Linked DNA regions of Homo sapiens: region 2 is linked to region 1. Evidence: chromatin contacts called from ENCODE Hi-C or POLR2A ChIA-PET data. All regions are on one chromosome and are shown on one strand. The core of a region is the stretch at or near the end of the contact, and the rest is flanking DNA. Distances in the headings are between cores, read along the strand shown.

What was found. Hi-C counts contacts between places; a loop is a spot of excess contacts on that map. ChIA-PET counts read pairs that join two places held with the same protein, here RNA polymerase II (POLR2A). Pooled maps may share reads with other maps.
Region 2: a pooled map shows a loop between it and region 1 (2.6-fold over the local background). The contact joins two enhancer-like sites. A Hi-C loop is called at or near these places in 5 of 50 pooled maps. POLR2A ChIA-PET finds 5 or more read pairs at or near these places in 4 of 52 experiments (CD4-positive, alpha-beta T cell, CD4-positive, alpha-beta memory T cell, GM12878 and 1 more).

What each region holds. Positions count from the first base shown.
Region 1 is chr10:6,186,425-6,190,276 of GRCh38, forward strand. It overlaps a transcript of PFKFB3 not described here. Among named protein-coding and RNA genes, the nearest start is that of PFKFB3-AS1, 14 kb to the right of the region's middle. RefSeq lists a silencer at 1,071-1,130. Within about 2 kb of position 2,252, at least 3 of the 41 ENCODE cell types and tissues checked have a DNase peak (open chromatin) inside an H3K27ac peak, as active enhancers do.
Region 2 is chr10:6,265,669-6,269,520 of GRCh38, forward strand. It overlaps a transcript of PFKFB3 not described here. Among named protein-coding and RNA genes, the nearest start is that of LINC02649, 59 kb to the right of the region's middle. Within about 2 kb of position 1,748, at least 9 of the 41 ENCODE cell types and tissues checked have a DNase peak (open chromatin) inside an H3K27ac peak, as active enhancers do.

The sequences.
Region 1 (3,852 bases), core at 1,002-3,501:
ATTCAGCTGAGCAGTGTGGAGTGGTCGCAGGTATACCAGTGAACAGTGCCCCCACATAAAGTGAAATTCACCTTCACCTTTCTTTTACTATTACTACATGCTATTTAGTTATCAGGGGAAACTGAATTTGTCACAGATCATTTCAAGAATGGCACTGTGTATGTGGATTGGAGATTAAATGTATAAACATCATGGTCTTGTCTGGCTGCAAAGTGTAGTATCTTTTCTCGCTCTTAAACAATTTCTCATTTTTTGTAGAGATGGGGTCTTGCTATGCTGCCCAGGCTGGTCTCAAACTCCTGGTCTCAAGCCATCCTCCCACCTCAGCCTCCCAAAGTGCTGGGATTACAGGTGTGAGCCACTGCACCTAGCCTTTATTCGTTCTTTTTGTAATAAAAGGCTATGTTTTAGAAGGTGCTTGTTGAAAAAGTATGTTATAGGAAGAAGATACTGTGGCTGAGACTGCTAGCATCCCCCAATACCCCTTCTCCTTGCTTCCTCAGTAGCAGAATCCCAGGCAGTTGCCCAGCTCAGAGGCTATGTTGCCTCCCTGCATTTGCGGGGAGGTGTGCCGCCACGACTGAAGCTGGCAGGGGAGACCAATGTGGAAGTGCGGTGTGGGCTTCTGAAAAGTTGTCTCGAAAGTGAAAAGGCAGCCGGGCGCAGCGACTCATACCTGTAATCCCAGCATTTTGGGAGGCCAAGGCGGGCAGATCACTGAAGGTTGGGAGTTCAAGACCAGCCTGGCCAACATGGTGAATCCCTGTTTCTACTAAAAAAAAAAAAATTAGCTGGACATGGTGGTGGGTGCCTGTAATCCCAGCTACTTGGGAGGCTGAGGCAGGAGAATTGCTTGAACCAGGGAGGTGGGGGTTGCAGTGAGCTGAGATTGCACCACTGCACTCCAGCCTGGGCCACAGAGTGATACTCCGTCTCAGAAAAAAAAGTGAAAAGGCAAGGGCCTTTTTGTCCTATCTCACTTCGCCTTACTGCCAGTAGTAGCTTGGTATTTAAATAGTGTAACAGGTGCAGTGTGGTTTATATTACGCTGTCTCATGTACAGTAAGTGATGAGATGGGAGAAGTTTAGACAACTGCTCTAGGCTGCGTCTCTACAAATTACTCATTTCACGTTGGGCAGGTCTTTCGTTGTCAGCAAATGGAAAGTCAAATTAAATGTATTTGTCATTATCTTTCAGCATTGGTGTTTGAAATATTAGTGATGTCTTGATTCATTGTTTATTCAAAATAGAATTTTTAGCTGCCATGGGTTTAAAAAAGGTAAGAATTTTGCTCAGAAGTGTGCACCTTCCGAAACTGAGGATCATCCTTTTGAGGTGAATGTGCAGAATTATTAGCATTTATACTTCTCATGAACTTTAACATTTCTGAGTTTTAGCTGTTTTGAAATAATTCCAGACTTAATAGAAAAGTTGCAGAAATAGTGCAAAGTGTTCCATAGCACTCTCACCTAGATTCTGCAAGTGTTACCATTTGACTCCTCTATCATTCTCTCCCTCTCCATTTCTATCTATCTATCTATCTATCTATCTATCCATCCATCCATTTACCTACCTACATATATATATATATATATCTGCCTCATAAAGAGGAAGAGAAAATATATTTATATGGATATATGTGTGTACGTGTGCGTGTGTGTGTGTCTGAAGACAGAGAGAAATATATGTCGTGCCCAGCCCCTATTTTTTTTTCTGAACCATTTGAGAGTTAGACGCAGACATGATGCCCTTTTGTCCCTAAGTACTTCAGGGTGTATTTCCTCAAAACGAGCACAGTATCATGATTGAAATCAGGATATCAACACTGATACAGTTCTGTTATCTAATATGCAAACTTCAAGTCTCACCAATTTTCCCACTACTGCTCTTTACCTTTAGCAAAATCAAGAACAACATTTAGAGTGATTCAAGGTTTCATCCAGGCTCACAAGCCTTTCATCTAGTGTGTCCTCAATCTTTGCTGCCTCTCATGGCCTTTGTATTTTTGAAAAGTGCAGGCACTGATTTTTTTTTAAACATTTTTTTTCAAAAGTTTAAAATGCGATAAAAATGTGTGACACAAAATCTACCATCTTAATCATTTTTAAATGTGTACAGTTCAGTAGTGTTAGATGTATTCACGCCATTGTGCAATAGATCTCTAGAACCTTTTCATCTTATAAAACTGAAACTCTGCACCCAATAAACAACAATTCCTAATTTCCCCCACCGCCTGCCCCTGACGTCCCCCGTTCTGCTTTCTGTTTCTGTGAATCTCTTGTAGTGACCTTGTGTAAGTGGAATCATACGGTGTTTTTCTTTCTATATCTGGCCTGCTTCGCTTAGCAAAAAGTCCTTAAGGTTGACCTCTGGTGTAGCTCTGACGGATTTCCTTCCTTTTAATTTTTTTTTTTTTTTTTTTTTTTTTAGACGGAGTCTCGCTCTGTCCCCCAGGCTGGAGTGCAGTGGCGCGATCTCGGCTCACTGCAAGCTCCGCCTCCCAGGTTCACGCCATTCTCCTGCCTCAGCCTCCCGAGTAGCTGGGACTACAGGCGCCCGCCACCTTGCCCGGCTAATTTTTTAAAAAAATTTTTTAGTGGAAACGGGGTTTCACTGTGTTAGCCAGGATGGTCTCGATCTCCTGACCTCGTGATCCGCCCGCCTTGGCCTCCCAAAGTGCTGGGATTACAGGCGTGAGCCACCGCACCTGGCGATTTCCTTCCTTTTTAAGGCTAATATTCAATTGTCTGTAAATTCCACATTTGGCTCATGCATTCCATCTGTCGATGGACACTTTGGTTGCTTTACCTGTTTGCTATTGTGAATGATGCTGCAATGGGCATACGTGTGCACGTATCTCTTCCAGAGTCAGGTCACTTATTTTTTAGAATATCCCTAATTTTTTTAGAATATCCTTAGTTTTTAGAAAATAAGGTCACTTATTTTTTAGAATTTTTTAGAATATTTAGAACTTGGGTCCATCTGTTGCTTCTTCCTAATTAGCTTTAGGTTCTGTGTGTTTGTCAGGGATGCTCGAGTAGTAGTGATGTGCCTGTCACAGACCAGACTGCTGATGGTGAGGTTCACTTTTTTTTTTTTTTTTTTTTGGGAGACAGTCTCGCTCTGTCACCCAGGCTGGAGTGCAGTGGCGCGATCTCTGCTCACTACAACCACCACCTCCCAGGTTCAAGCGATTCTCCTGCCTCAGCCTCCCGAGTAGCTGGGACTACAGGCATGCACCACCAAGCCCAGCTAATTTTTGTATTTTTAGTAGTGATGGGGTTTCACCATGTTGGACAGGCTGGTCTCGAACTCCTGACCTCAAGTGATCCGCCCGCCTCGGCCTCCCAGAGTGCTGGGATTACAGGCGTGAGCCACTGCACCTGGCTTGAGGGTAACTTTATCACTTGCTTAAAGATGGTGCCCGCCAGTTTTCTCTACTATATGGTCACTATTTTGTCCCTTTGTGATAAGTAAGGATTCTGTGGGGAGATATTTTGAGTCTCTGCAAATATCTGTTTTTATTTTTTATTTTTGAGATGGAGTCTCGCTTTGTCATCCAGGCTGGAGTGCAGTGGTGTGATCTCGGCTCACTGCAACCTCTGCCTTCCGGGTTCAAGTGATTCTCCTGCCTCAGCCTTCCGAGTAGCTGGGATTACAGGCACCCATGACCACGCCCAGCTAATTTTTGTGTTTTTAGTGGAGATGGAGTTTCACCATGTTGGCCAGGCTGGTCTTAAACTCCTGGCCTCAAGTGATCCACCCGCCTTGGCCTCTCAAAGTGCTGAGATTACAGGCGTGAGCCACCACGCCCAGCTGCAAATATCTTGTTTGTTATCAAGCTTCCACCC
Region 2 (3,852 bases), core at 498-2,997, 79 kb after region 1:
CCTTGGAGCTAATAAGCAATCTATGGGGAAACACTGGTGCCACGAAGACATCCTACTCCTCATCCAAATTTCTTTTTAAGTTTAGCTTTCACTGATGATTCTTGTCTCAACCAATCTTTGCTATAATGATTGCAGAAACATAATTTTCCAGCTCCACCCCCTCCTTCTGTGTTTATTGTTCAGGATTCTGCTGTCAGGAGGAGACTTCTCTTGTCCTTCATTTTTTTTTTTGTTTTTCTATTTATTATTATCATTTTTTAGAGACTGGGTCTAGTTCTGTTACGTAGGTGGGAGTGCAGTGGCATGATCATAGCTCACTGCAGCCTTGACCTCCTGCGCTCAAGGAATCCTCCTGCCTTAGCCTCCTGAGTAGCTAGGTCTATAGGCTTGTGCCCCACGCCTGGTTATTTTAAATTTTTTTGTAGAGACAAGGCCTTACTATGTTGCCCAGGCTGGTCTCAAACTCTTGGGCTCAAGTGATCCTTCTGCCTCGGCCTCTCAAATTGTTGGGATTACAGGCATGAGCCACTGAGCTTGAGACTGTTTATTTTATGGATTCATTGATTCCTATTATATTTAATGAGTTATAATCCATAGTGTCCTTATTTATTTTGACACTCAAATTGTCCCAGATTTGGGTCATAGGAGCATCTTCAGGCTGGCTCCTGTATCCTTCGGCATGCTCTCCTCTTCTGCTTTGAGGACGTCGTTGATTTCTAGGCCTGTACAATACTCCAGGCTCATCTTGTGCCTTCCCTGTCTCAGCTCTAAGACTGTCGATGTCTCTAACAAGCCCTCGGTCCTAGATCTGGTTGTAGTTGTGTTATTGCCAGTGGGTGTCATTGCTTCTAGGGTGTTTCAGTGGCCAGAGTTGGGATAAATATGTGTGTGTGTTCACATATGCGTAAATAAAACCATACAATAACTATAATATGTATGTGTGTGTATCTATATCTATATATGGTTGTATTATTGGAAATATACATTCATATTGAGATCTCCAATTCTAATTCAATGCAAATGTTCTTCTTTCACCCAGGACTGTCCACATATTTTGCAGAGTCCAAGTAAAATGTAGGACTCCGTTTTCAAAATTTATTCAGTATTTCAAAACAGCAACAGCAGAGCATTAACCCAAATAAAGGGCAAGGGGTCCCTGCCAAACCTGGGGCCCCGCATGATGGCCTTGGTCTCATGCGTGCGAAGCAGGCCTTGCCTCCATTATGCTCACAGGGAGAATGCTGGCTCACAGCATTGACAGCGTAACGCAAGATTGTCTGCGGAATTTGGGGACTATGTGAAAGAAAAAAGCAGAATTTAGAGGTGCTAAATTATAAATCTTTCACCTTTTTTCTCTTGTCATGTTGTTTTTTAAAATTTGCTATTTAATGTTATTCAAAATAAAGAAACAAGTTATTAGCATGAGTTCTACAGTTCGTCCTTATATTGTGCAGTGACAATTTTACATGCAAACATAAGCGCATTTAACTCATAAGTGGGTTCACCACAATCACACAACTGGTATTTCCCAGCTTGTATAGGCATATGTATCTTGTTCTTATGAGAACAATGGAGATATTGTACAAAACAAACTCACTGCTTTTATTCACCGCTTGATAACGCTCATGTTCTGCCATTGCTGGCTACCCTGGACGTACGTACTAATGAGTGAGGAAGGTCTGAAAGGAGAAGGAACTGTGGGTTTCACTGGCTTTCCCTTTCCTCACTTCAGCATGTGTACTTGGCTAATACAGGGAAGTAGGAGGTCAGGATGAGGCTCCTTAGTGGTTAGAGTTTCTTAGAACGTCATTGCCTTCTTTCTGCAGTCAGGGCAAGTTCTGGGTCAAACAGAAAGTGCGGTGTCTCGGGGCTGTTGGCGTTCTTACTTACTCACTTGTAGACATAGCACGCTTCCTTTCAGCCCCTTCTACTCACTTGCTGAATTCCCAGCCATCAAGGCAGCAAGCTTCACTTCTCAAACATCAGTTCAAAGATCAAATTACTGGCCGGGTGCAGTGGCTCATGCCTGTAATCTCAGCATTTTGGGAGGCCGAGGCGGGCGGATCACCTGAAGTCAGGAGTTCGAGACCAGCCTGGCCAACATGGTGAAACCCCGTCTCTACTAAAAATACAAAAATTAGCCAGGCATGGTGGCGGGCGCCTGTAGTCCCAGCTACTCGGGAGGCTGAAGCAGGAGAATCGCTTGAACCCGGGAGGCAGAGGTTGCAGTGAGCCGAGATGGTGCCACTGCACTCCAGCCTGGGTGACAGAGCGAGACCCTATCTCAAAAAAAAAAAAAAAAAAAAAAATCAAATTACTAAGAATTTCAAGCTGGCAATGACAGTGTTAAACCATGTGTAGTGTCCTGAGCATGGGGCCCTGTGCGACGGAGCAGTTCTCATGTCCGCTGCTTTTCAAGGATTTTCCTGTCTCCCCTCCCCCACGCCACTTCCATGGTCTGGAAGCCACAGGCAGAGCCCCTAAGGTGGTTATGTTGAGATTAGGTGTGGAATTCTTGGCATCATTTGAAGTTACTCTGTATCCCAGTAATGCTGAAAGCATGTGTGTCTTATTTGTACTTCTTGATAAACTTCTTTTTGGAGATTGCGTAGAGGGTTTTTAATTCAAGTGGCTGCTATTATGCCTCATGCTAGGAACCTTTTTGGGGGTGCTTTTCTATACTATTATAAAAATTATATAAGGCTAGGCACGGTGGCTCATGCCTGTAATCCCAGCACTTGAGGTCAGGAGTTTGAGACCAGCTTGGCCAACATGGAGAAACCCCATCTCTACTAAAAATACAAAAATTAGCCAGGGATGTTTGCGTGCACCTGTAATCCCAGCTACTCAGGAGGCTGAGGCAGGAGAATCACTCGAACGCAGGAGGTGGAGGTTGCAGTGAGCCAAGATTGTGCCACTGCACTCCAGCCTGGGTGACAGAATGATACTCCGTCTCCAAATAAATAAATAAATAGAAATTATATAAATATATTTAATAAAAAAGACTAGTTAACTTTTTTTTTTGTACTGGATCATACATTCACAAATTTCAAACATAAAGAGGTTAAAGAGGCTGGGTGATGTGGCTCATGCCTATAATCCCAGCACTTTGAGAGGCTGAGACAGGCCAATTGCTTGAGCCCAGGAGTTCGAGACCAGCCTAGGCAACTTGGCAAAACCCTGTTTTTACTAAAAATACAAAAAACTAGCTGGGCATGGTGGTGCATGACTGTAGTCCCAGCTATTTGGGAGGCTGAGGTGGGAGGATCACCTGAGCCCAGGAAGTTGAGGCTGCAGTAAGCTGAGATCGTACCACTGCACTCCAGCCTGGGAGACAAGAGTGAGATCCTGTCTCAAAAAAAAAAAAAAAAAAAAAAGTTAAAGATTTTTAAAAATTCATTTTTTAATTATTTACTGCTAGTATGTAGAAATGACAATTGCTTTTTAAAACAGTAGTTGTCAACATGGGCTCCCCTCCCTGGGTCTTCATCTTCCCTGAATGGCGATTCTTCAGTATATTTTTACTTCCCTATATGCCCAAGCAGATTATTTTTACGTTTTTTTTTTTTCAGCTGTTAGATAAAGATACTGAGATACCAAGAACATAAATAACTTTTCCTAAACAAATTTAAGACTGAATTATAGACTCAGTGATCTAGGATGATTTATGTACTTATTTATTTTCAGAGATGGTTGCCCAGGCTGGTCTTGAACTCCTGGGCCCAATAAATCCTCTTGTCTCAGCTTCCTGAGCAGCTGGGACTACAGGTATGCACCACTGCACCTGGATAGGATGATTTGGTCTTGTCTTAAGGAGCAACACATACATATATTTTTTTCCCTTTTCCAGAT